Regions from separate parts of the Homo sapiens genome. Here region 2 is linked to region 1. A link is an interaction called in ENCODE POLR2A ChIA-PET data of the cell type or tissue named here. Cell type or tissue: B cell. All regions are shown on one strand. Each heading gives the region's core, and the rest is flanking DNA. Links, peaks and the distances in the headings are about the cores only. Region 1 has its middle 6.8 kb from the start of ARHGAP10. Region 2 overlaps PRMT9 (protein arginine methyltransferase 9).

The links. ChIA-PET counts read pairs that join two places held together with the same protein. Peaks named below come from ENCODE experiments on the same cell type or tissue, not always from the same donor. Only the 100,000 strongest peaks of a DNase experiment are listed, where the experiment ranks them.
Region 2: POLR2A ChIA-PET joins it to region 1 with 5 read pairs; 2 of 35 experiments call an interaction of 5 or more read pairs at or near these places.

Annotation. Positions count from the first base shown.
Region 1 is chr4:147,722,547-147,727,930 of GRCh38, reverse strand. No RefSeq gene overlaps it. Among named protein-coding and RNA genes, the nearest start is that of ARHGAP10, 6.8 kb to the left of the region's middle. In B cell, for the core only: no CTCF peak of the experiment used is centred there; no DNase peak of the experiment used is centred there.
Region 2 is chr4:147,664,252-147,669,635 of GRCh38, reverse strand. It overlaps PRMT9 (protein arginine methyltransferase 9), which reads left to right. Exons shown (of 12, transcript NM_138364.4): 6 at 991-1,097. Among named protein-coding and RNA genes, the nearest start is that of PRMT9, 17 kb to the left of the region's middle. In B cell, for the core only: no CTCF peak of the experiment used is centred there; no DNase peak of the experiment used is centred there; H3K27ac peaks cover 502 bases.

The DNA.
Region 1 (5,384 bases), core at 256-5,255:
AGAAGCTGTCATGGCAGTGTTGGTGATGACTGGGTTGGAAGGATGCGTTTCAGTATAAACTCATGAAATGTTTGAGATGCCTGGGAGACATTCAAGTACTTAAGTCATGTAGGCACTGACACCCAAATGGCATTTTTATGCTTTACTCAGTGCTTGGATTAGTTAGGGATTTGAATCAATGCAAGCTGGTCAAGTTTCAGTCTACATGAAATAGAGGTTAACAGATAGGAAACCTTCCCTTGATGTAGGTTCTGCTGCATACCATACTGTAGTTTTTGTGTTGTGATGACTCACAAAGTACCTACCTGTAAAGTTAAATATGGGTCTACTGAATCCTTGGATATGTTTCAGGTTGTGAGTCAGAATTAGGTTCAGACACATTATAACAGAAAATCCAAAATCACTGGTTTTTAAACCATAAGGGGTTTAGATTTCCCTCTCTCTCATAAAAAGGAGTCCATGATTCCAGAGTCCCCAAGGAAGCACTGGCTTCCATCCTCAATGTCACCTCATGGTACAAGATGGCTCCTAGAGGTCCTTCTGGGAGGAAAGAAGGGAAAGGATAGAAGGGCCCCTGTCCTCACTGAATCAGCTTCTTTTCTCAGCATTCCTGTGCATCTCACACAACATTTTATTTTTTATCTCATTGACCAGATCTTAATCAAATGGCCACACCTCACTGCAAGGGAAGATGAAAAATGTGGTCTTTTTCCCGGGTACATAAGTGAAATGTGAATTTTCCTACAAAGAGAAAAGGGATAGTAGATTTTGAGCAGGAACCTAGCAGTCTCTGCTGCAGGCTGACACCTTTGTGAGTGAGGTATATAAATTACAGCTATGCCAAAAACTAAATTATGTAAATAGAAGAAATTTAAAATAATTATTTGGGTCTCTTGCAGACTGTGTAAAGCTGCTTTCTCTCACAAGTATTAAAAACAAAACACAAAAAGAAACAAAAATGCCAAAATAGCTTAATTATTGAAACACATCACTGAAAACCTCCACAGCGAGGTAGTTGAAGCTTCTGAAGCAGTTATCAGCACTCCAGCTCCATTTCTCTATGATTCTCTTGGCTCTGCTTGCCTTCTAGGAATTGACTTCAGCCTCCAGAAAGCTTCCTTCATGAGAACCAAATAGCATCAACATTTCCAGACTCACCTACAGGTGAGACAATACCCCTTCCTGAGCTAGAAAGTTGCTCCCTTATCACAACTACTTTAATCTGGGAATCAAAGCATTTCAGGAGACTGCCATTCCCTGAGTCCCTTGGACCTGGAGGCCTGCCGCTCAATTGATCACTGAGCCCAAGAAGGGGGTAATGCCAAGTAGCTTGGGCCATTAAGGGGTCACCTTTGAGCATGGGGCAGGCTGATCCAACAAGATATGAGGATACTACACAACGAGTTTGTGAACTGGTAACCTATAAAAGTATAATGGTGATGCTTGTACAACAATGTGAATATACTTAATGCCACTGAACTGCACGCTTAGAAAGAAAGCATAATGAAGGAAGAGTAAAGGACTCCTTCATCTCCCCCTTTATGTCACTCGTCTTCCTATAATAACCTTTTCTTTTTTTTTTTTTTTTTTTTTTGAGATGGAGTCTCTGTCTGTCACCCAGGCTAGAGTGCCGTGGCGCTATCTTGGCTCACTGCAACCCTCGCCTCCCTTCCGGGGTCAAGTGATTTTTCCGCCTCAGCCTACCAAGTAGCTGGGATTACAGGCATGCGCCATCATGCTCGGCTAATTTTTGTATTTTTAGTAGAGACGGGGTTTCACTATGTTGGCCAGGCTGGTCTTGAACTCCTGACCTCAGGTGATCCACCCGCCTCTACCTCCCAAAGTGCTGGGATTACAGGCGTGAGTCACTGCACCCAGCCATACCCTTTCCTTAAAGACATATGGTCTCACAGAATAATAATAATGGTCCAAATATGTTTGACATTTTAATTACACCTATATTTTTAAAAGAACCTTTTTCTTCATACCACCTCTATTGAGAGTTTGTGACTAGCAGTCTGAGTAATGAAATTTGAGAAAGGCTATGCTATGAACACTAAGCTGGGTATGCTCTGCTGAGAGTCACCCCAGGATCTCTGTATATTCCAGGATTGCAGTGGGTGCACCAGTGCAGTGTGGTGTGCAGAAACTACTACTTGTGCTGGGCGTGGTGGCTCTTGCCTATAATCCCAGCACTTTGGGAGGCTGAGGCGGGTGGATCACGAGGTCAGGAGTTCAAGACCAGCCTGGCCAATATGGTGAAACCCCGTCTCTACTAAAAATGCAGAAATTAGCTGAGTGTGGTGGCATGCGCCTGTAGTCCCAGCTGCTTGGGAGGCTGAGGCAGGAGAATTGCTTGAACCTGGGAGGCAGAGGTTGCAGTGAGCCGAGATCGTGGCCACTATACTCCAGACTGGGTGACAGAGCAAGACTCCATCTCCAAAAAAAAAAAACAGACATGAAGAAAAAAAAAAAAGAAACTACTACTTGTGCCTCCAGCATTTACTAAGCACCCATTATGTGCCAGGTACTATCCTAGAACTGGGACAGCAATAGCAAAAACAAACAAACAAACAAAAACCTAGCATGATTCATGATCTCATGGACTAATATCCTCCAATCAGAGTGAAAGAAAATATATCAAAACATTGCAAATATAAATGTCAAGTGAAATCTCTGGTAAGCACTAGGAAGAAGCCTGCTCTTCAGGGGACTTTGGACTATTCTGAGATGTCAGTGAGGATGTGACAACTGAGCTGAGACCTGAAGCACCAAGAGTGAATGGACAGAGGTGAAGTGGATGTGATGTGCAGAGGGAAGAAGCGTTCCCAGAGGAGGATTTGTGGAAGAACCAGTACAAGTAGCTGAAACTGTGGCCATGTGGCGGGAGCAGCACGGGCTGAGATGAGGCTGAAGAGGGAGTGAGGGCCCATCCTACCTGCTCAGCACCAGCCCTGCTTCTATCCTTGAGAACACTGAGCGTGGGCTTCGGGCTTCGCTGCTTTTTTTCTCAGGAGAGCTCACCTTTTCCAGTACTTCTGGGCATCAAAGCTTGGAAGAGTTTAGGACCTCAAGGAAGTTTTAGAACTAGTACAATTAACTAGGGATATTTGGTCAGCAAATATTGATTGAGTACACGGGGTGGGGAAAGCACTGTGGTAAGCAAGTGCTAAGGCGAAAAAGTCCCTCAACTCAAGCGTTTACAATCTGATATACTCTAGCCATGCAGAATAAGCTGACAAGAGGATAATTCTAAAACAAAGCACACTGCTGCTTCCTCCAGCCAGCCTGACAGCCTGGTTGAGAAGTGGGCGTTCCTACTGAAACTGGGATGGGGAAGAGGGAGGGTGGGTATGTGGGGGAGATTCTCCAGTCCTCCCACATTGAAATTCATATCTTCTCAGCTGGGTGCAGTGGCTCACGCCTGTAATCTCAACACTTCGCAAGGCTGAGGCGGGCAGATCACCTGAGCTCAGGAGTTCGAGACCAGCCTGACACACATGGAGAAACCCCATCTCTACTAAAAATACAAAATTAGCTGGGCGTGGTGGTGGGTGCCTGTAATCCCAGCTACTTGGGAGGCTGAGGCAAGAGAATCACTTGAACCCTGGAGGCGGAGGTTGCAGTGAGCCAAGATCGCACCATTGCACTCCAGCCTGGGTGACAGAGTAAGACTCCATCCCAAAAAATAAATAAATAAATAAATAAAAACTTAAAAAAGAAAAAGGCCAGGCATGGTGGCTCACACCTATAATCCCAGCACTTTGGGAGGCAGAGGTGGGAGGATCACGAGGTCAGCAGTTTGAGACCAGCCTGGCAAACATGGTGCAACCCCCTCTCTACTAAAAATACAAAAATTAGCTGGGTGTGGTGGTGGACGCCTGTATTCCCAGCTATTTGGGAAGCTGAGGTAGGAGAATCACTTGAACCCTGGAGGCAGAGGTTGCAGTGAGCCGAGATCGTGCCACTGCACTCCAGTCTGGGCAACAGAGCAAGACTCCATCTCAAAAAAAAAAAAAAAAAAAAAAAAGTATATGCTTAAGGCTATTTGTTGCAGTAAAGAAAAAAAGAATGCAGCAGCCACTTAACAATTAGAAAATAGTAAAATAAATCAGCATATATTAATTCAATAGGAATCCTGGGTTTATGTGCTTTGATGCCATTAAAATGATCGTTTTTACTCTAAATAATGGACACTGGCATTTCGGAATGCCCAGCATTCATTCCCACTTCCCAACTTTACCATGATTTCCACCGGGGTAATCATTTTCCCACATAACATGTAGTCTTTGTAAAATTCCTGTGCCTGCCTCATGCTAGGGAATCCAGAGAGATCCCTAGAGGTTTGTTCTATAAATCTTTCCTCTCAGACCTGCCACAGCCAAGGGCTGGGCACGTGACCTAAGCTTGGCCAACCAGACTTTCCCAAGACTTTGACTTTTGAACGTAGTAAAGCACTGACAGAAGAAACAGAGTTCATCTTTTCCAGCCAGGAGTGTTGAAATAGACCTGCTGCTGGGGAGGCTACCAGGCTTCTTCCAAAGCTGGTTCTTTAAGACTTCCTTAACACCTCCGTATGCTTCAAATCAAATACCCTTTTGCTTAAGTTGACAGAATCAGTGTTTCTTCCTTGCAACCAGAGATTAGTAGACTCCTAGATTGGTAGTAGAAGGAAACAGACCTTCAGGGAAGTCATGGGGTGTTTAGAATCGATTATCTGGCTGAGATTGAACAGAAAACAGAACACTCCCATTTATATTCTAAAAGGGGAATCTGGTGGTTCATGGCACACACTGGAGAAACAAGTCATTAAGTTATCATCTTAGATTATTTAGTTCTAAGTAGCATGACCTTAAATCCTCTTTTGTTTGGAACTGGTCTGCTTTATACCTATTGTCCTGGCATGCGCTTCGTTTGGCCTGTTTCCCCTGGATTTTGTGTGTTTGTTTGTTTGTTTGTTTGTTTGTTTGTTTTAAGAGACAAGGTCTCCCTCTGTTGCCCAGGCTGGAGTATCATGGCATAACCATAGTTCACTGCAGCCTTGAACTGCTGGGCCCAAGTGATCTTCCTGCCTCAGCCTCCCAAAGTGCTGAGATTACAGGCATGAGCCACCACACCTGGCCTGGATTTCTCATTTTTAAATGGGGTTCTACTACAAATAATGCATAGAAGCTTTTAAAAAGAGGTCGGGCATAGTGGCTCATGCCTGTAATCCCAGCACTTTGGGAGGCCAAGGTGGGCAGATTACTTGAGATCAGGAGTTCAACACCAGCCTGGCCAACATGGCAAAACCCCATCTCTATTAAAAATAGAAAAATAGCCAGGCATGGTGGTGGGTACTTGTAATCCCAACTACTTGGGAGGCTGAGGCAGGAGAATTGCTT
Region 2 (5,384 bases), core at 115-5,114, 58 kb after region 1:
GATCCACCTGCCTTGGTCTCCCAAAGTGCTGGGATTGCAGGTGTGAGCGAACGCTCCTGGCCAAGCAATTTATTTTTTAAGTAGGTATTGATACTGATTTCTTGATCAAAGTCATACCCAAGTCTTTTTTTCTATGCAGACTTACAGTCCTTTCCCCCCCATCCTCCCTCTTTTCTTGTATCCTTTGCATTTGTATTGTGAGAAAAAAATATATATATTCATACATATATAGCAATGAAAATACTTATTCTGTTTTTTTGAGATGGGGTCTCACTCTCTTGCCCAGGTAGGAGCACAGTGGCACGTTTTTTAGCTTACTGCAGCCTCAAACTCCCGGGCTCAAGTGGCCCTCCCACCTCAGCCTCGCAATGTCACCACACTTGGCTAATTAAAAAAAACATTTTTTTTCTGTAGAGACAGGGTCTTGCTATGTTGCCTAGGCTGGTCTCAAACTCCTGGCCTCAAGTGGTCCTCTCTCCTTGGCTTTCCAAAGTGCTGGAATTGCAGGTGTGAGCTGCCAGGCCTGGCCAAAAATACTTTTTTTTTTTTAAAGATGGAGTCTTGCTCTGTAGCCCAGGCTGGAGTGCAGTGGCGTGATCTCGGCTCACTGCAGCCTCTGCCTCCTGGGTTCAAGCGATTCTCCTGCCTCAGCCTCCCAAGTAGCTGGGACTACAGGCGCGTGCCACCACGCCCAGCTAATTTTTTATGTTTTTAGTAGAGATGGGGTTTCACCGTGTTAGCCAGGATGGTCTTGATCTCCTGACCTCGTGATCCGCCTGCCTTGGCCTCCTAAAGTGCTGGGATTACAGGCGTGAGCTACAGTGCCCAGCCCAAAAATATTTTTTAAGGAAGAAAAAAAAACCTTTAACTTACTTTATCCTTACTTATTGTCTTTTTAGGTTTTTTAAATTATATTTTCATAGCTTATCATTATGCACACACATTTTTACATACATGTGATAACATAATTCTTATTGTTATTTTTTTTAGACCAAAGGTGAAAGTGCTAATTGTGAAAAGTATGGGAAAGTTATACCAGCAAGTGCTGTTATATTTGGGATGGCAGTAGAATGTGCAGAGATAAGAAGACATCATAGGTAAGTGTATTAGTCCATTTTCACACTGCTATAAAGCACCTCCCAAGATTGGGTAATTTATAAAGGAAAGAGGTTTAAATGACTCACAGTTCTGAATGCTGAGGAGGCCTCAGGAAACTTACAAACATGGCAGAAGGGGAAGCAGGCACGTCTTATATGGCAGCAGGCAGGTTATGGGGGGCAGAGAGAGAGAGAGAGACAGCACGAGACCACGTGGGTGAGTGTAGGAAAAACTACCATTTGTAAAACCATCAGATCTTGTGAGAATTCACTCCCTATCATGAGAACAGTGTGGAAGAAACCGTTCTCATAATCCAGTCACTTCCCTCCCTCAACTTGTGGGGATTACAATTTGAGATGAGATTTGGGTGGGGACACAGAGTCAAACCATATCAGTAAGTGACTATTTAAATAGTAAATATTGAAAAATAGTAATTATAAAGAGAATATTACAGAGGTTAGTTAGTGAATATGTATTTGGGTGAGGATTTGTAGTTTTGTGACCTTTAAATTCATGCTGCTTACACTGGTCTTATTTTTTTTTTTGCCTATTTTAAATGAAACTTCATGGTTAAAGCCAGTTTTTTTTTAATGGAAAATTAATTTTGATACAACTTAGGACTCTAGTTGTGATATATTCATGTAGAAAAATATTAAGTTCTGACTGATTTTAGGTGAAGTTGGAATGAAAGATTCCACTGTGAAAATAAATTTTGGTCTAATTACTTCAATTTCCCTTTTCTTAATAATTTCACTAATACTGTAATGATTTGTAGTTGGGCTGGATGGAATTTTAGGATCTTTCTAAGCTTCTTCCAATAACTTAATCGTAAATGTAGCATATAAATATTTTAGGACATACTGATAAGTGGTTTGAAAAAAATGAAAACCACTGTGAACCCCTCACCAGTAAGTAACTACTTTTCATCTTTGTTATATATTCCTTTACTCTTTTTCTTTGTATGTTACAGGGAGATAGTAAAAATGTTTAGAGATTGGTAGGACACAGGGCACTAACCAGACAGTGGACTTAATTAGCAGATTGGCTGAATTAGAATGTACTGGTTGAATATTAGTTCCATTTAAGTAAATGTAGGTGTGTGTAAATTTAATTTTGTTTAAAAACTCAGTAAATATATTTGCTTTTCCTTTGTGAGCCTTTTCATGTAATAGATTTGGTTCATGACTTTAAAAAATCAACTTCTTGGTGTTGTAGTTACTGGAGTTTAGAATTTTTGGATTGCTTCCACTTTTCTGCTTTTAAGAAGTAGGATAAACATCTTTGCACTTATGTCTTGTGGACTTGTTTCTATTATTTTCTTAGGATAAATTCCTTAATAAGGAATTACTGGGTTAAAGAATATGTACAGTTTTCAGGCTGTAGGGATGCCTTACTGCATTGCCCACCAGAAAAGCTAGGTTGTGTCTTGCTGAGATTTCTTGCTGTAACATGGCTGGACCCCTTCCCTCAATAGTTCCTCTTTAGGAGACCACTAATATTGTTTGTCTAAGCAAAGGAGAAATTAAATGGCTGGTATCTACATTTTGAAAAAGAATAACTTTATTATTGACTCACTTATTTAGCAAATGAGTGCCTGATTACAGTAGAAGCACCATAGGAGCTTTTGTAAAAATAAAAAGGGTTTACAGTTTGATTGAATAGGTGTAGGTCTGGATGAATGAGGCCAATATCTTTTTTTTTTTTTTTTTTTTTTAAACAAAGTTCAGCATTATGGGTTGAGGACTATGAAGAAAGGTGTTGACAAAATAAATGTGAGTGCTACTGTTTTACCTGGTAGAAACATTTATAAATCATTATTATAAAAATTGCCATTTGGCACCTAATCAGCTGAATTTAATGCTCTTCTCAATAAGCAAATGTTTAAGAATATCCAAGGAAACTAAACTTGCCTTATTAGATATAAAAACCTAGAAGTAAAAAACAGCAATGTATTGATGCAGAAAGACAAATACATCAGTGGAACACAATAAAGAATCTAGATACAGACCTTTGAATTTATATGGATTTAGTATATGATACAGGTGTGATATTTCAGATCATTGGGGGAAGGGATAAACTATTCAGGAAATGGAAATGGTGTGCTTCATTTGGGGAAAAAAGTTAGATCCCTACTTTTAATTCTGGGTGAGTTAAACATCTGAGGGCCAAAAAATCTATTTGATGGAGACCTTCCAAAGCAAAACACAGAGTAGGGCCCAGAAGCCACAGAACATTGACAAATGTGACCACATTTTAAAACAATTGAAAAAAATCTATCTGGTGAAGGATACTATAAAGTTAAAAAACAAGTGACAGACTGAGATAAATATTTGCAACTTTTATAACAAAGCATGAATATAATTGTCTATTAATCAGAGAAATGGAAATTAAAACCAATGGGATAACAATTTCTAACTGCTTATGTTAGCACATTAAAGTTGTTTGATATCTTATTTTCTCATAGGTTTATGGAAAATTTATACACTGTTAGTGCAACATTTTAGTAGCTTGATTTGGCCTTTTCTAGCAACACTAAAGATGTTTGTGTCCTTGATCTAGCATTTCCGTGTCTGGGAATCTATCCTGATAAATACTCATACATGTGTGCAGTGATGTGTGTACAAGGATGTTCACTATAATACTGTAATTGGAAAAATCAAAGCAAACAAATTATCTGAATGTTTATATTAGTAAGAAAGTATTTCAATAAATTATGATGTAACAGTCACCTAATGTAGTATTATGCAAAAAAATGGTTAAGGTACATGTATAGACAAGGAAGGAAGTTTATGGCATACTATTAAGTGAGAAAGACAAGGCATAATCTTAGGAGCAGTGAGCATACCTAGAACCCAGATCTTGGTTTTTAAATACCATTTCTCACCAAAAGGAACTATAGCTTCTTGGAGCAATGGCTGATTCCAGTACTGGGGTGGAATAGATTCAATATGATTCTGGGGCATCCTGTATTAGAAAGTGAGGAAGTGCTCAAAAAGGGATTTGGTGGGGGAAAGGGGAGCAAAAGGACACAGCAGCATGCTTGAAGACTCTCCCACTGGCCAAATCTGGGACAATTTAATCACCAAAATAAATAAGGGCCCTAATGGATTGAAACCCACTGAATAAGAATCCCTGAATTTCTATGTATCTTAAGCAGATTAATAAATACATAAATGGGGATAAAAGTACAGCTCGTCCTTACAGTAAATGCCAACTAATAGTATAGAAAAAATGAGGCAGAATTAGTTTTTGGAAGGCAAGAATCATCAATAGATCCTAAATCAATGGAGGGAAATCTGATGAGGATCAGGGCATTTATATAGTTTCAAAGTATCTTTCAAATTACGACAAAAGGAAAGATTGTAAGTATATAGGGAAGAAGCCAGACAACATCTTTTTTTTTTTTTTTTTTTGTTTAGACAGAGTTTCGCTCTTGTTTCCCAGGCTGGAATGCAGTGGCGCGATCTTGGCTCACTGCAACCTCCACCTCCCATGTTCAAGTGATTCTCCTGCCTCAGCCTCCCAAGTAGCTGGGATTACAGGCATGCCTGCCACCATGCCCGGCTGATTTTTTGTATTTTTTTTTAGTAGAGAGGGGTTTCATCATGTTGGCCAGGTTGGTCTCGAACTCCCGACCTCAGGTGATCTGCTTGCCTCGGCCTCCCCAAGTGCTGGGATTACAGGTGTGAGCCACTGTGCCCGGCCTGTTTTTTTAAAAAATTTAATTTAATTTAATTTTACTTTAAGTTCTGGGATACATGTGCAGAACATGCAGGTTTGTTACATAGGTATACATGTGCCATGGTGGTTTGCCGCACCTATCAACCCATCATCTAGGTTTTAAGCCCCGCATGCATTAGTTATTTGTCCTAATGCTCTCCCTCCCCTTGCCCCTATCCCCCAACAGGCCCTGGTGACCACACAACATCTTAACCAAGTGATTAAAGCTAACATCAACAGTAAGATTGCTCCAGATTTGATGCTTTGAGGATGCATTGCTTATATAGTACCACATCCAAAATGTACAGCCTGCAATCTAATTGTGAGAAAACCTTGGACAAACCCTAGTTGGGACCATTCTGTAAAACAATTGGCCTACCTTCTTAAAAAATGTCAGTGACATGAGAGACAAAGCAAAGATGAAGAACTGTTTAAGATGAAAGGAGATTAAAGAGACAGGACAGCTAAATTGAAACTATGACCTGTATTGGGGAAAAAAACTATATATGTATATTTTGATCTTGCTGTGTTGCCCTGGTTGGAGCACAGTGGCTCAATCATGGCTC